Linked DNA regions of Homo sapiens: region 2 is linked to region 1. Evidence: read pairs that join two places in POLR2A ChIA-PET (ENCODE). Cell type or tissue: Panc1. All regions are shown on one strand. Links, peaks and the distances in the headings refer to the core of each region. The heading gives the core; the rest is flanking DNA.

The links. ChIA-PET counts read pairs that join two places held together with the same protein. Peaks named below come from ENCODE experiments on the same cell type or tissue, not always from the same donor. Only the 100,000 strongest peaks of a DNase experiment are listed, where the experiment ranks them.
Region 2: POLR2A ChIA-PET joins it to region 1 with 6 read pairs; 2 of 35 experiments call an interaction of 5 or more read pairs at or near these places.

What each region holds. Positions count from the first base shown.
Region 1 is chr5:163,949,214-163,957,180 of GRCh38, forward strand. No RefSeq gene overlaps it. Among named protein-coding and RNA genes, the nearest start is that of LINC03000, 340 kb to the right of the region's middle. In Panc1, for the core only: no CTCF peak of the experiment used is centred there; no DNase peak of the experiment used is centred there.
Region 2 is chr5:164,509,503-164,517,469 of GRCh38, forward strand. All of the region lies in intron 2 of LINC03000 (long intergenic non-protein coding RNA 3000), which reads left to right. The region is part of intron 2 of LOC102546299 (a long non-coding RNA gene); the gene reads left to right. Among named protein-coding and RNA genes, the nearest start is that of LINC02143, 46 kb to the left of the region's middle. In Panc1, for the core only: no CTCF peak of the experiment used is centred there; no DNase peak of the experiment used is centred there; H3K27ac peaks cover 334 bases.

The sequences.
Region 1 (7,967 bases), core at 1,668-5,667:
GACCCACCCTGCCCAGGCAGGGGATCAACGGAGACCCTGATGTCCCAGTTCTTGCCCAGCAGGGACAGGCTCCTATAAAAGGTGAATGCCAAGTGAGGATGAGCCACTTGTTAAAGTGTATTGTTCCAAGGAGAAAAGGGAAAAGTCTGCGAGTATCCCTGAAACCCACAAGGCCAGTGTGAGGCTCCCAGCAACTGTGTCCAACGTGTCCTCCTTCCATCCCTCCCAGTGAGCCCATGTCTTTCATCAGGACCTATCAGCAGGTGCCATGGGATCAGGTCCCACAGGCTGCCATAGCCACTGCTCTCTGCTCTGTATTGTGGAGTTCATCTCCTGAGGGAGTCCTAAGGTCCACCTTTATGCATTTCCATGTCACATATTCTTTGAAGAGGATGATCTCACTTTTTCCTACTCCAAATATTTTTTTCTTTAAGTAAATATATGTGTGTGTAGATACATGGGGATGTGATATCCTCTCCTGCAGCTCTTGGGGTCAAGATTCAGGGTATCTCAGTAGCTTGTGCTTATATAATGGGGTAGCGTCAGTGCAGCTCTTAGTATGTGCCTGTTTTGGCCTTTAAGAGTTCTTGTTCATGGAGGGAAGTTGACAGTGGTACTCCATATACACTACCATCAACCTTATTTCATTTTTATCGATTCATGTATTCTATATTTAAAATACACTTTTTCTTGATTTTATCATTGAAAAAAATAATTTAAAAATTACCGTAAAATCTCCAAGGACCCATGAAACTAAGAAAAATCATTTAAGTCCCAAGCTCTGGTCCTGGCTCAAGCAGTCTTTCTCCTTCCTCCCTCATCCTGCTGAATTCCATACAGCTGTAGGGTCCATGAAGCTACGTGGGCCTAAGAGGGCAGAAATCCCCCATGTAGAATAAAAGACAAGAAACTTCACACATCACTAATTTGAGATTTGAAGCCTGTGGTAGCTAGGCTCTGAGTTTAGAAGGGTGGGGAGAAATCTATATCCCTCAGTCTCTTGGTCAGAGCTATTACCTTCACCCAGACTTTTCCCTTCCTGATGAAGGCTGGGGAGATGGACACTGCCCTCACGTCTTCATTTAGTCCTAATGAAATGGACAGCAGCTCACCCCTTCCCCTTCTCTCCTTATGCATGCTTGAGAATTGAAGGTAACACAGCACTTCCAGGTCTGTATGGGTGCATGTGCATGTGCGTGTGCATGTGTGTGTGCATGTGCGTGTGTGTGTGCATGTGTGTGTGTGTGCATGTGCATGTGAGTGTGTGTGTGTGTGTTCCTTTCTGTACCTCAAATGAAAATGTTCATCATTTATATAACCCTCCTCCCTATCTCAAGCCCTCCTCCCTATCTCATCATTTATATAACCCTCCTCCCTAATCTCAAGCCCAGACAGGATGCAAACAGCTCTGTGTGAGTGGAACATAACTGCTCCTGTGTGTGTGGTGACCTTGAACATGATGGACCTAGGTGGGTTGAGAGTGGGACATGAAATAATTAAAACAGTTTCTTTTTTCTGTTTTTCTTTTCTCCAATGGGAAGGATACCAGAGGGATGAGTGTTTCAAAGGAAGGATTATAGCAAAACTGGAAGGGGAAGGACATATTTACAGGCTTGGGCCAGATATTTCTTCACATATTCAAGTATCTTTCAGCCACAGGATAGGAAGTGAATTTAAAGGTAGGAACATGAAAACTAATTCCAGGCTTGGGTCAGGTCTCCTCACCTCTTTCTCACCACAAGACAGGTCATCTGTGAGGTGTTTCAGTGATGGGGACATTTGCCTGAAAGTGCGGGTTTTGGTGTTCTGTAAATTCACAGTGACAAGCTGTGTGAGCTTTTCTGCATGGAGGGCGTATTTTTGTGGGTATTGGTGTGATAGAAGCTGGGATGGGGTAAAGCTGAGGATCAGAGTAGTCGTTTAAGGATCCTAACAGCTGGGGTGCTGACCTAGAATCAAACTATGACCTTGACAATTATGTCACTCCACTGGAAGGATTCCTTCTGGAAGGAAGGGCCCTCCCCATGGAGTCTGTCCAGTTTCCGGCTGGACGACCTCTTTGACCTCTTTGCAAAAACAGAGATCACCAGTCCTTCATGGTGAGAACAGACACAGTGCAGCTACACAATGCCCTAGGGAAAACTGAGTCAGTGTGAGGAAAAACGTGAGTACACTGAGTGGGAAATAAATGGAATGAAGAGGGGAAAGAACTAAACACCTGTTGGAAGAAATGGAAGGTCTCCATTTTCCCTAATTGAAGCTCCTACCCTGTGATCTTCATGACTTTACTGGGGCCCTGACAGATTTCCTTCAGAGATACCCTCAGCTCCTGCAACACAGGTGGGACCTGCAGCTTTCCCGAGGGTACAGGGTTTCTGGGGCTTGTCCTGGACTCTTACTGAGCCCCGCTGAAGCCAAAATGACACCTAATATTTTCTCATCTCCATCTACGGACACTGGAACAAAGGCATTGAAGGGCTAAATGTAGCAGCTGCTGACAAATATGATTTCAAAAAAGTAAAAGCCATCGAAGAAAGAGGTTTCTTGAGAGGCCCCCATGATTGGTGTGGTGAAAAGCCTTCCTGGAGGCTTCTGATTTGCCCCTGCCAGCCCTGGGGGGCAAGAGAGGGAGTGCCATGGCTCTTCCTGGCTCCTGTCCAATACCTTTGCCCTGCCTGAGCTTCTGAACCATTGGTCTAGAAGGGAAATGCTAGCCCTAATAGCTGAGCTTGTTTCTATTTCTTTTCTCTAAAGCCCCCCAACGTGGTCTAGTTTGTGTAAAGAAGAGACTGTCTCCTGAGTTTGAGACCCTGTCTGAGTCCCTCGTCATGTTTTCCATCACAGCCACACATAAAGATCAACACTTCAAAGCAAACCAGAGAAGGATGTGGGGGAATAGTCAAAGCCCATTCCCAATGGGGAAGCCTCAGGGCAGATTGCACAGAGAGAGACCCATGCAGGCGGTGCTCGGGAAAGGCTGAGAGGCTGCATCCGGACCATGGGTGAGTTCACTGGTGGTCCAGAGGTACTCCAGGCAAGGGGCATCTCATGGGGAAAAGCACTGAGGGAGGAAGTAAGGCAGCACTTTCTGGAAGAGCCAGGAAGTGGGCCATACTGAACTGGGTAGAATTTCCTCACTAGACATGATTGCTCCAGGAGCCAGCAAACATTTATTTGAGTTCCTCCTCTGCCACTTACTCGCTCTGAGAACTTGATCCAGTGACCTAACAACCTGAGTCTGTTTCTTCATCTGTGAAATGCTGGTATTGATTGTGGAAACCTCAAAATGTTATTCTTAAATCCCGTTCAAATGTAACCCCCAATTATTTTTCACATGGAGGATAAATAAAAATAGGTACCTAATATACCAAAATAATAGTATTCGGGAGGGATTTCAACACATGGAGACAGGAGACAAGAAAAACAAAGTTTATTTACTTCAGTTATGATGTTGTGAGGCTAGCAAAAATATACAGAAAGGGATATATATAATAGATGTGACAAAGACCAGATGGTAACTTATTTCCAAGTGCTGTATTTCCTGGAAAGCTATATTTTCTCAGGAGGAATTAGAATACAGAATGAAAGGCTTGGTATTAGAAAGCCTGTTAATCTTTCTTGCTTCAATATTTCTTATGTTACCAAACTTAGCAATTCTTTCATTCATCCATTTAATTTTTTGTTTGTTTGTTTGTTTTGTTTTTTGGGACGGAGTTTCACTCTTGTTGCCCAGGCTGGAGTGCAATGGCACGATCTCAGTTCACTGCAAAGCGATTCTCCTGCCTCAGCCTCCCAAGTAGCTGGGATTACAAGCATGCACCACCACACCCGGCTAATTTTTTTGTATTTTTAGTAGAGACAGGGTTTCTCTGTGTTAATCAGGCTTGTCTCGAACTCCCAAACTCAAGTGATCTGCCCACCTCGGCCTCCCAAAGTGCTGGGATTACAGGCATGAGCCACCGCGCCCAGTCCCATTTAATTTTTTTTTAGTTTCTCCTCATATATCCTTTTGCTCAACACCTGGCAACCACCAATGTGTGTTCTATCTGTATACATTTATCTATTTTGGATATTTAATATAAATGGAATTATATAATATGTAACCTTTTGTCTAGCTTTTCCCACTTAGCATGTTTTCCGTGTCCATCCTTGTTGTACCGTGGATCACTGCTTCATTCTTTAGTATGACTGAATACTGCTTTGTTGCATGGATACACATACATGTATATACATTTATGTTTTTACTTTTACATAATGTAATACACACAGCTCAACTCAAAAGTTTCCTAATCTGAGTGGCCTTCCCTGACCACCCTCTCTTAAACAGGGCATCACTTGTCACTGTCTAGCCTAACTATTTTGCTTTATTTTTCCTTATAGTACAAGGTACTAATAAAGAGATGATATATTTTAAAATATTTTAAAATTTATTTTCCCTCTTCCCCTACTAAACTTTGAGCTCTTCAAGGGAATGGACTTTCCCTGAATTTGTTCACTATTACATCCTTTGTGCCCAGTTGCTGGCAAATAATAGAAGCTCAATAGATATTCCTTGATTTCCATGGTTTTGGGAGATCCAACTTTATCACGGGTCTTGGCTAAGTACTGGTAACTTAAACATTCAAAATGTGTGTCAATAAATTAGGGTTTATGTAAGTTAGCTATTTGTTTCTCCTTGATAAAATTGCCTGCAATTAATGTCTTTAACAATGCTTTTTGGTATCTCCTCATTTCTGTACAAGATAAAATAATTTTTAAAATTATTATTAATAATGTGAACATCACAGCCCGGGTCAAGTATTTTCCTCTCCTTTTCTGAGTTGGCGAATATAAACCGCGTGCTTGCTTATACATTTTTCCACTCCCTTGACCTTTGTTTCGCTTGTATAATTTTATTGTGCTTCTTTGTAGTGTGTCTGAGTATCGTCTGAAATTGGTTTCTTCAGTTTTGCTCGGTTTTCAGACAGAATAAATGATTTTATCTTCATGATTTCTATGGCTTCCTTCTTTTTTCTTTCCCTTTCCGTCTCATTCCATCTACATATGTTTGCTAGAACTGCATGCCATCTATATGATTTATGCAATGCAGTATAATGATATTACTTTCCATGATACTATGTATGGCAAGATTTTGAGTGCCTTCTGAATCATCAGTGCATGATATTCTAACAAAATTTTGAAAAGTTATAATCTAAGAGAGTAGGTATGGTAATCCATAACTAAAATTAGAGGACCAGACTCCATTGTCATGTTGGATAATAGAATTTGAAGTATGCAAGTTTATTTTTCTTTCCGCTTTTCTATAAACAGTCATTTTGATTCTATTGCTGACATATGACCAAATAACTTAATTAACACCTAATGTGGAACTTAGGACAGTGTGTAGAATAACAAAAGTTAGTTTCTTATTAGTGATGATAGTAATGATAATTATAGCTAAAGTTATCATGCTAGTACCATCTCAAGTGCTTTAATAATAACTTTCTGATTTCATTCTTACAACAATTCTGTGAACCAGATATCATCCTATACCTCATTTTAAATATGAAGAAATGAAATACTCCCAGAAATTTAAAAAAATTTGAAGATCATATGACTAGAAAGGGGTGAAACTAGAACTTGAAACCAGATGAGTGTGACACTAACACCTGTACTCCTAACAATTGTTAACATTTTGCCACATTTACTTTATCTGCTCTTTTATTTATCTGTGCTGAACCGTTTGCACGTATGTTGCAGACATCAAACCATTTTGCCCCTAAATATTGTAGTATACATAATCCAAAAATATACACATTCTCATACATCTAAGAAAACTAGCAGTGATTCTCTAATGTTATTGAGATACAGTCCATATTTAAATTTTCTCTTTAGTTTCATTTAATCTGGAATGGTTCCTATACTTTTCTTCTTCTTTTAAATGATACTGACTTGTGAAGAGAGCTGGGCAGCCGTCATGCAAGTCTCCATTCTGTATTGTCTCACCGTGTTCCCGTGGTGTGAACTTGTTTTTCTTCAACCTGTCTTAATAGTAAACTGGAAGATAAATCTGAAGGCTTAGTTAGATCATGGCCACAATTTTTGGGGAGAATACTTCACAGGTGATATTATGTACCTCATGTTGCCCTCATCAGAAGACACTTAGATTGTCTCACTATTAGTGATGCTTGCTTTGGTCATTTGGTTAAAGTAGTGACCACTATATTTCACATTTGTTAAAGCCCATTTTGTTTTACTTTATTTTTTAATTAACAAATTATCTGTAGGATGATACTTTGGCAAAATGGAAATATTCTGTTCCCCGGCAATGTTTCACCTGGTGAGCTTGATGAACCTTATCTGAATCAATTTATATTAGAGCTGCAAAATTATGATTTCATATTTCATTCCTTACACGCATACTATTAGGGAGGTGCAAAAGTAATTGCGGTTACATTACTATTCATGGCAGAAACCGGAATTACATTTGTACCAACCAGGTAGCTTGTATTCTTCTGTTCTCTGAGCCTCTGGAAGCCATAAAAGACAAAGCTTAATTTCCCTTCTTTCAGCAAAGGCCTTCGGGGCAAAAATGAGCATTAGTGTTCTGCTTATCTGTCTGAGCTACTTTTTTTCAGTTTTTCCCTGAATGTTCCTTACTTTCTTGAAAAATAATTAGTAAAGATATTTTTATATTTCATCTAGAATGTATAGGGTAAATGTAAATGTATTCTTTTCGCTATGATTCTATTTATCTTTATTTTCTTAGATTGGGCAAGTTTTCTTTTTTACTTTTCCTTCCTCTCGCCTGTTTGAATGTTGCATATTCAATATATTTAAAAAATTTAACATGTATATTTGCCATAAATCTAAAGTTAATTTACTTCTCTTCCTTCTTCTGAGAATATAAAGATGAATACCTTTACCTGTTAATTGTTTTATAGTATTCTAATTTTACCTTATTTTTTTCTTCTCATTGAAAACTACTCCTAGCATTATCTTATATAGTGTTATGTACTAAATTATGCCTGCTACAAACTCATATGTTGAAGCCCTAACCCCCAATATGACTCTATTTGGAGCTACATAATTATGGTAATTAAGGTTAAATGAGGTCATGGGGTGGGGCTGTAATGTAATGGGACTGGTATCTATATAAGAGGAAGAGGGCCAGGCACGATGGCTCACTCCTGTAATCCCAGCACTTTGGGAGGCCGAGGCGGGCGGATCACGAGGTCAGGAGTTCGAGACCAGCCTGACCAACATGGTGAAACCCCATCTCTACTAAAAATACAAAAATTAGTCAGGTGTGGTGGCGCATGCCTGTAATCCCAGCTACTCAGGAGGCTGAGGCAGGAGAATCGCTTGAACCCAGGAGGTGGAGGTTGCAGTGAGCAGAGATCGCACCACTGCACTCCAGCCTGGGCGACAAGAGAGATACTCCATCTCAATAAATAAATAAATAGGAAGAGACACCAGGGATGTGCATGCACAGGGAAAAGACCCTGTCAGGTTACAAGGAGAAGACCTCCATCTACAAGCCAAGGAGAGAGGCCTCATCAGAAACCAGCCCTGCTGACACCTTGATCTTGGACTTTCAGACTCCAGAACTATGAGAAATAAATGTCTGTTGTTTAAGCCACCCAATCTGTGCTATTTTGTTATGGCAGCCCTGGTACACTAAAACCTATATTCAATGCTTCTTTAGACTTAGCAATTCATACACTGCTTTCATTTCTCACTGCTCCTTCCTGTTACTCCTTCCTTCCTTCTGAGATTAATTTCTTCCATGAAGTATATCTGTTGGTAGTTCTTATAACAAATGTCCTCTCTCTGTCTCATTTATTCTTAACTAAAATTTCTTTTATATTATTTCTCACACTGGAATAATAGCTTAGTTAGGTAGTGATTCCATAATTACTTTTAATGCCTTAATTTTATTCCAGGGTATTGTAGACTCCATTTTTGCTACTTAAAAATATTAAAGG
Region 2 (7,967 bases), core at 1,748-5,747, 560 kb after region 1:
ATTACCAAGTGAAATTAAGTTAATGTTGTTATTTTCTGTTGTCAAAAGAGCAACTACTCATACAACATGTTTATTATAAAATTCAATGAAAACAAATTACAAATAAGAAAGAAAAGATGCAGATTTGTTTCGGAAATGTATTTTCATTGAATATTGTCATGCTATTTTGACATTAAGCAGTTTTATTTTACCAAGTAAATGAAAATCAAGATGTTCTGAAGAAAGTAGATGCTCATGTAAAGTTGTACTACATATGTAATATACTTTGAGCAGCAAGTCAAATTTTAATATACTGAGCAGTTTTTACATCCACAGCAATATTCTTTTAATGGCATATTCAAGTTTGAAATCCACAAACATCAGGAAATGCTATTTAAAAATATTTCAGGTATTTAAATAAAATAGCTTGTGGAAGAACTAAGAAAAAAAGTATTGAGTCAACATTTTTTGAATTAAGAAGACAAAAGTAAGCACCTTTACATCTAGCTAGTAGAACCACTCATCAACAGAACATATAGTAGCTACCTATCCTTGCAATTGCTGCATTATATGAGGATAATTGAATTTTGATCTCCTGGAACTTACAATTAAAGACCAGTAATGATGAAGAGAAATATGGGTTACTGTTGAATATTTAGGATGATATATTTTATGTCTCAATGTCCACTCTCTAAGAAAGTTATAATAAGTGTATTTTTTATAATAACAACAGATTTCTTAGGTTAGTAATCTGTTGCTACTTGTGTTTCTATTTTTTTCAAGTGCAATTATTTCTGATCTATGTCCAAAAATTATTAAATTGATAAATATTTTCAGTCAATGTGCCACCACTGACAAATGTGATATAAAAAAATTAAGATTGCCAAAGGCTCTTAGACTATAATTTCTTCAATAGATCTTAGAGCTAGTGAATTTATTTGGCTTTCTACTCCTGCCTTTAAAAGATTTGCCATTCTGGGTGATCATTAAAAAGTCGGGAAACAACAGGTGCTGGAGAGGCTGTGGAGAAATAGGAACGCTTTTATACTGTTGGTGGGAAAGTAAATTAGTTCAACCATTGTGGAAGACAGTGTGGCGATTCCTCAAGGATCTAGAACCAGAAAAACCATTTGACCCAGCAATCCCATTACCGGGTATATACCCAAAGGATTATAAATCATTCTACTCTAAAGACACATGCACACATATGTTTATTGCAGCACTATTCACAATAGCAAAGACTTGGAAGCAACCCAAATGCCATTAATGGTAGACTGGATTAAGAAAATGTGGCACATATATACCATGAAATACTATGCAGCCATAATAAAGGATGAGTTCATGTTGTTTGCAGGGACATGGATGAAGCTGGAAACCGTCATTCTCAGCAAACTAACACAAGAACAGAAAACCAAATACCACATGTTCTCACTCATAAGTGGGAGTTGAACAAGGAGAACACATGGACACAGGGAGGGGAACATCAGACACTGGGGCCTGTTGTGGGGTGGGGGGATAGGGGAGGGATAGCATTAGGAGAAATACCTGATGTAGATGACGGGTTCATGGGTGCAGCAAACAACCATGGCACGTGTATACCAATGTAACACACCTGCACGTTCTGCACATATATCCCAGAAATTAAAGTGTAATAAAGACATTTTTTAAAAATGATTTGCCATTCCGGACTCCCATTATATGGATGAGGTTAGTGAGGCCTAAAGGTGTTACATGATGTGCTCGGTAGCATGATGCTGGTTAAGTTTAGTATAGTAAGATGAGAAAGATTTTTGTTTTAGTTCCAACTAGCATTGCACTCACTACATCATGCTCTAAAACAAAAGCAAGGAAAAAAGAAGCATTACACACTATTTAATTGTGTTTTCTAATAGCAGAGCTAACAAGTAAAATTCTACCTTTACCAAAGCTTTTAAAAATGAACAGGTTGCATGTAAGAAATTTAATGCTCTTTGAGCCATATTATTCATGTAATGTTGAAACTGTTCATGGTACATCATTCACCTGGATAGAAGAAGAAAACAGATTCTTTTTGTGTGGAATTATTTGCGACAGAGCCTTATGTTGAATGAAGCATTAGTCTCACTTTCTACAATATTCCTTATTTCATTTTATATCTATCATGAATCTTAAGTAAATATTTAACTTGTTTTTACAGTTTTTATTATGTAAAAATGCACAAAGAAATGAGGAAGAAAACCAATAAAATTATAATGAATTAGGATAAACCACTCCACAGATTGTCATATGGGGCAAAAAGTCTCATCAGAAAAACATGTAGGGATTTTGAAAAAAACCTTGCATTTCTTTTCTAATTTTTACTTTTAAATGATACTCAGACTTTTGAAAGATTTATTGGCTGACTTTTTTTGACTGTGTCAGAGGAAATGTTCCTTGTAATGATAAATAATATTTGCCATCTTTTAAATACATCCTATGTCCTTAATACTATAGCATTGAGACTGCCCTAAACCATAGTAAATAGCTTTAGTGTTTCATCCTTGTCTTTAGATTTTATTAAGAATATGTCATATGTATAAGATTAATCAAACAGGCCGGGCACAGTGGCTCATGCCTATATTCCCAGCACTTCGAGAGGCCGAGGTGGGCGGATTACAGGAGGTCAGGAGTTGAAGACCAGCCTGGCCAACATGGTGAAACTTTGTCTCTACTAAAAATACAAAAATTAGCTGGGCGTGGTGGCGGGCGCCTGTAATCCCAGCTACTCGGAAGGCTGAGGCAGGAGAATTGCTTGAACCTGGGAGTTGGTGGTTGCAGTGAGCCCAGATCAGGTCATTGCAGTCCGGCCTGGGCGACAAGAGCAAAACTCTGTCTCAAAAGAAAAAAAAAAAAGATTAATCAAACAAAATATTCTTGTAGAGAAATATAGAATATGAGGGAAAATTCTTTTTTGTAAGAATAAGAACATAGTTGGTTGTATACCTGCCATCTTATTTGAACACAATATTTCAATATGAGAAAAGCATGTGGAAATAGGGCCAATAGTTTCTCTTCTGTGAAGGATAACGTGCATGCTTTCTATTTTAAATTTTAAATGTTATGCTGTTATATAGAATTTTCTCTTTTTCATTTATCCCTGATATTTAGAAAGCAGGGACGGAATTATTATAATTATTCATAATTACATCTTTTAAAAATTATTCTAAAAAATGTTCAGATAACTATTTAAAGTCCCACTCCCTATTTTAAGCCTCACCCACATGTGATTATCTTCCTGAGGTTAGCCCATTTTCTCATTTACAATAGAAGCAATATTTGAAAACAACCATGAACCAGATCCCATTCCACAATACTTTAAGAAGACATTAGTATTTTATTGAAGTACTAAAGGGAGATTCAGCCATGAGGCAAAACTTCATAAAAATCACATTTATACTTCTGTATTCTCTACTTACTACCCAGATTTCCCTTGCCCCCAAAACTACCTCATCCCCCACCTCCCATCTCCCAGTTTGGTGTAGAGGGTGGATGCAAGGACAGAGAGTAGGAAGTGTGAGAAGCTCTCAATGTCATGTGCCCACTGAAACTGCTCCACAGAGGGAGCGAGCTTGGCAGTTTGTAAATTGCATCTTACAATGATATGGACAAGGGTTCAAATCCCAGTCCTGGACATTATCAGTACTAGGACCTTCAGAATGTATTTCATCGGTGTCAATTTCTTTCTTTCTTTTTTTTTTTTTTTTGAGTATTGTAAAACTGGTATGAAGATTAAATGAGATGAGGACGATAAAGTGCTCAGCATATGTTAGACTTTCAACGTAAGTTAGTTTCTTTCCCCATTTAGATGGCAGCAAGCAGATCTCTTTTTTTCTCTACATCCTGAAGGTACTTGTTTCCTGATCCTTCTTGAGAAGTGTGTTGTGGCCCTTTACTCTTTCTCTGGTCTCAACGAATAAGCTTCTTACTCATCTTGCAGATTCTGTGCCAGTGAGGGCTGACTGCATTCAGCCCTCCAACACAAATGCAGAAATGTTATCCCCTGCCCTATAGTGCCAGACAAATATTTAAGAGTCATAACATAATGAAATTGAAGTTTTAAGCATTTGGCATTCCCAGTCAATTAGGAATTAGGAGTTGAGTGAATATAATTTACAAGTCATTCAACAGTGTCTGGGAATATGGTAATAGCAAAGTTAGTGGTTTTCATTTGTCCTAATTTTATTCCATCAGTTATAAAATCCAAGAGAAAGTTTAATGCAAACAGGTCTATTCTGCCCTGTCTTTTCTTTCATATGTGTACTTTTTATAGTGGAGCATTTCTCTGTTTATTTGTTTGTTTGTTTCTTATTAGCATTTATTTCCACTTATTCTTATCAAGACATTCACTTTTCCTTCTGGAGATTCACTTCTCCCTCCCTCTAAATTCATAGATTTCAGTGATGCAAATTCCACCCATGTATCTAAGAGCTGGTCATTTAAAGAATTATTGCACTACAGAAGCCACCATGGTTGATTCAGGGATAGGCATGTTATCTAAGAAGAGCTACTATAACTGTTGTAGGGCTAGAAGAAAAAAAATCAGCCTACGAGTCTGGCTTCTCTTGCTTAGCATAACGCTTTATTCATGCGGTCTACCCTGAGAAGATAGGAAGCTGGAGATGTGCTGGCAACTTTTTTGCCATGGAATAAAGACAGAACACAAATTTAAACAATGAAAGACATTAAAATTCAACCCCAATGGCATTGTTTAAAGTCTTGGATCAAGTTGTCCGTGAGGCTGCCACTTGACTTTTTTTGTGAGCCAGTAAATTACTCTTGTTTTTCCTTAAACCAATTTTAGTTGGATTTTCACAACTTATGGCATAGACATTCTTAATTAATACTTTCCTATCTCAATTTTTCTTGTGTGAATAGTGATTTCCAATTCGTATTTTTCTGCTCTATTCTTTTAATTTTTTTCTCTTCTTGGCTCATGTACCATTTTCCTCCCTCTTTGTTACTTCACAGTTTTAACTTGAATAACATTATGAAAACAGACCAATATGAACCAAAAAAACTGTAAAAATCATTTATTTATGATGTATTTCCTTCCTTGAGGTATTACTTGCCCTTTATATCTGACGTTCCTTCAAGGCCTTTAATTAATTTCTACCAAGCTTCTTATGGGACCCGGCATGGTACCATGCACCCCATATGCACTCAAAGTATTAATTGGAAATAATGACAATGATCAACCTCATGAAACATTTTTAACTCTGTCCTTGTTCACCTGGCAAGCTGTGAACATGAAAGATGGGCAGAGAACTAGCCACCAGGAAGCAGAATTAATGAGCAGGGACAATGTCTAATTCTATATATTTTTAATCACATCTATTACAGTTAGCACTCAATTTAAATTAATAACATTAAGAGCAGAATTGGCAGTTCCCTTGTAAGATAAGTCAGTGGGCTCCATCCTAATAGGCCATGAACCATTAGGTCATGAAAGCCGTATTTTTATTTGTTCTTTTTTTCCACTTTCGCTTTACACATAGATGTTCTGAAGAATTCTTTTAAATACTCTAGAATAATCACCATATTCTCATTCCTTGATGCCTTTCAAAAGCAGGTCACATATTTGATTCTCTTCTAGGGCATTTAATTTGGATTTATAAAGTCATTTTCATATACCCTCCACCAACCATCTGTAGTTTTATTGTGAGAGGCTTCTCATCTCTCTGAGATACTCCTTCACTTGCAGAAATGTGAACCAGGAACAAGCCAATGGGGTGAAAGGGAGTGTGCAAAGTGTGGACGTGGCATACAAAACTTTCCAGGATCCGTCTGAGGGCTCGGAGTGGGGATCAGCTAAATCTTTTGTTTTTTCCTTTTCTCTTTCAGTCTTTGACAAAGCGTTTAAATGCGCATGAGGGATAAAAGTAGTAACAGAGCTTCTTTCTTATCTTAAGTGGGTTGTCACAAGGAGATCGGGGGAGATGAGATCTGCTTGGATTTTCTTAAATTCTACTTCAGATCTTAATTTTCTACACTCCCCTTCCCTAGGCCAGTTCCACTGATGTGAATTACTCAATATAACAAAGATTTCTTCTTTACTGTATTCTGTATTACCAAATTATGCTTGTTTAAACAAAGAAATCACACAGATATATGGAAAAGAAAGACCAGAATAAAATATGCCAGATTATACATTTGGTTTCTCACCATGCTAAGCTGGGTAATAGTTATTCTTGAAAATTTACTCACTACTTTCTATGTGTCTATATTTAGTAAGCATAAATTACTTTTTCATGATAATCAAAATTGAAAGAAGAAAACACAATTTTCTCTCTGGTTTTCCAATATCTTTCTTTTGTGTCGTAAGATTTCTAAATGAGTGTGAGCAAGTTACACACAGAATGTTTTCCTGAATTAACTATAAGAATAGCACAGAGAAAAAAAATCGGTTTAAAGTTACAATAATGTTACATTGCTCTCTGCTAAAGCTATGACTTTTTTCTTTTTATCAAATAAACTTGATAAAAATAAACATTTTTCCATATCAAATGAAGTTTATTTATGTGAAACAAGCCTTGGGCACGGCAGAAAAGGAGTAAGACATAGAAATAAAGTAAGAATTTTAGAGTGTAGGAGATTCCTAAAAAGTGAAAGGATGAGACCTCATTTCCCTTAGAGACAAAAAAGCAAAAGGTGGGAAATGAGAAAGATTGCAATTTTCTAGTGAAACATAGAATAAACTACACCCTCTTTTTTTTTTTAACTGAAATGCACAAAGGAGAAAATAACAGTTTATATTTGGCTACTAAGAAGGAGAAAAGCAAAATAGAATTCAAGCAAACTAATATCCTTGCTCAATTATTTCTCCTTTGAAAAGAATAAAGTAGGTAGGTACTTCCTCTCTGCAGTGAATTATAAAACGTAGTAATACCGTACAATCTGATCGACATACAGAAGTATGATAAAAAATACAATTGATCTATGTAAACATACATCGTATCTTTAACTGCTTTGTTAAGATAAGCATTCTAGTGAATCAACCCTTGCTAAAGAACACATCAGTCTGTATTGGTTGAAGTTGTGCTGAAATAACAACGTGCATTTGACATTAGCCACCTGAAATGATAGAATGTTTTATTTTTTATTCTTAAACAGTTTTTGTTGGTTAATAGCATTACCTCACAGAAGCACATATCACATCATAAAAAATCCCAGAAAAATTTGTATTCTGAAAAAGAAGCAAACAACGCAAATCTTATTTGATGATTTTTTTTAACCTTTGTTATAGAGAAAGGCTTTCATGACTCTTTATTTAAGCTGTAGGAAAAATATTACTCCTAGCTTCCTAGTTTTAGAAAATGGAATCTAAATCTAAAGCAAGTAAGATCTATTAATGATAGTAATATATAACGGTGAGGCCAACTGATTAAAAAAGCTCCTTTTCATTTATCATAAGATATATTGACACTCTACTTTAATCCTTGGTATACACATAGGAAGTTACTATAAGACACTTTAGACATATGTAAGCCTAACTCTTATGTTTTTAAGCTCTTGTTACTACAGTAATGAAGTTCAAATACATCAAATAGGAAAGATCAGTCACAAGCTTACAGACTTAGAAGTTTCTCTGCTAGGAGCAGGGACTGGACTTGCAGGGATACTTTATTACTGGTCTGTAGGAGGACTCTCCTCTGAAAAAGGATGAAATGTTAGACTCCTCTTTCTTTCATGTATTAAGGTAAAGGAACCATTTCAGTGAACCATGGAGTAAGTGACTATCCCCTATAGGTCACTAAAATTTAAACATCCCTGTGCTAGCGATCCTGGTCACTTTTGAGCTTTCAGTTTCTTAAAAATTGAATGCATTAACATATTATGCCTTAGTAACAACAACAAGAAAAAGAAAAGAAAAAAAGGCTGTTTGCATTGCTCCTGAGACAAAAAGGACAACTCCATACTTAAATATGTCTTTAAAACAGACTGGTAGTGGCTGAAGGAACTACTGCTAATCA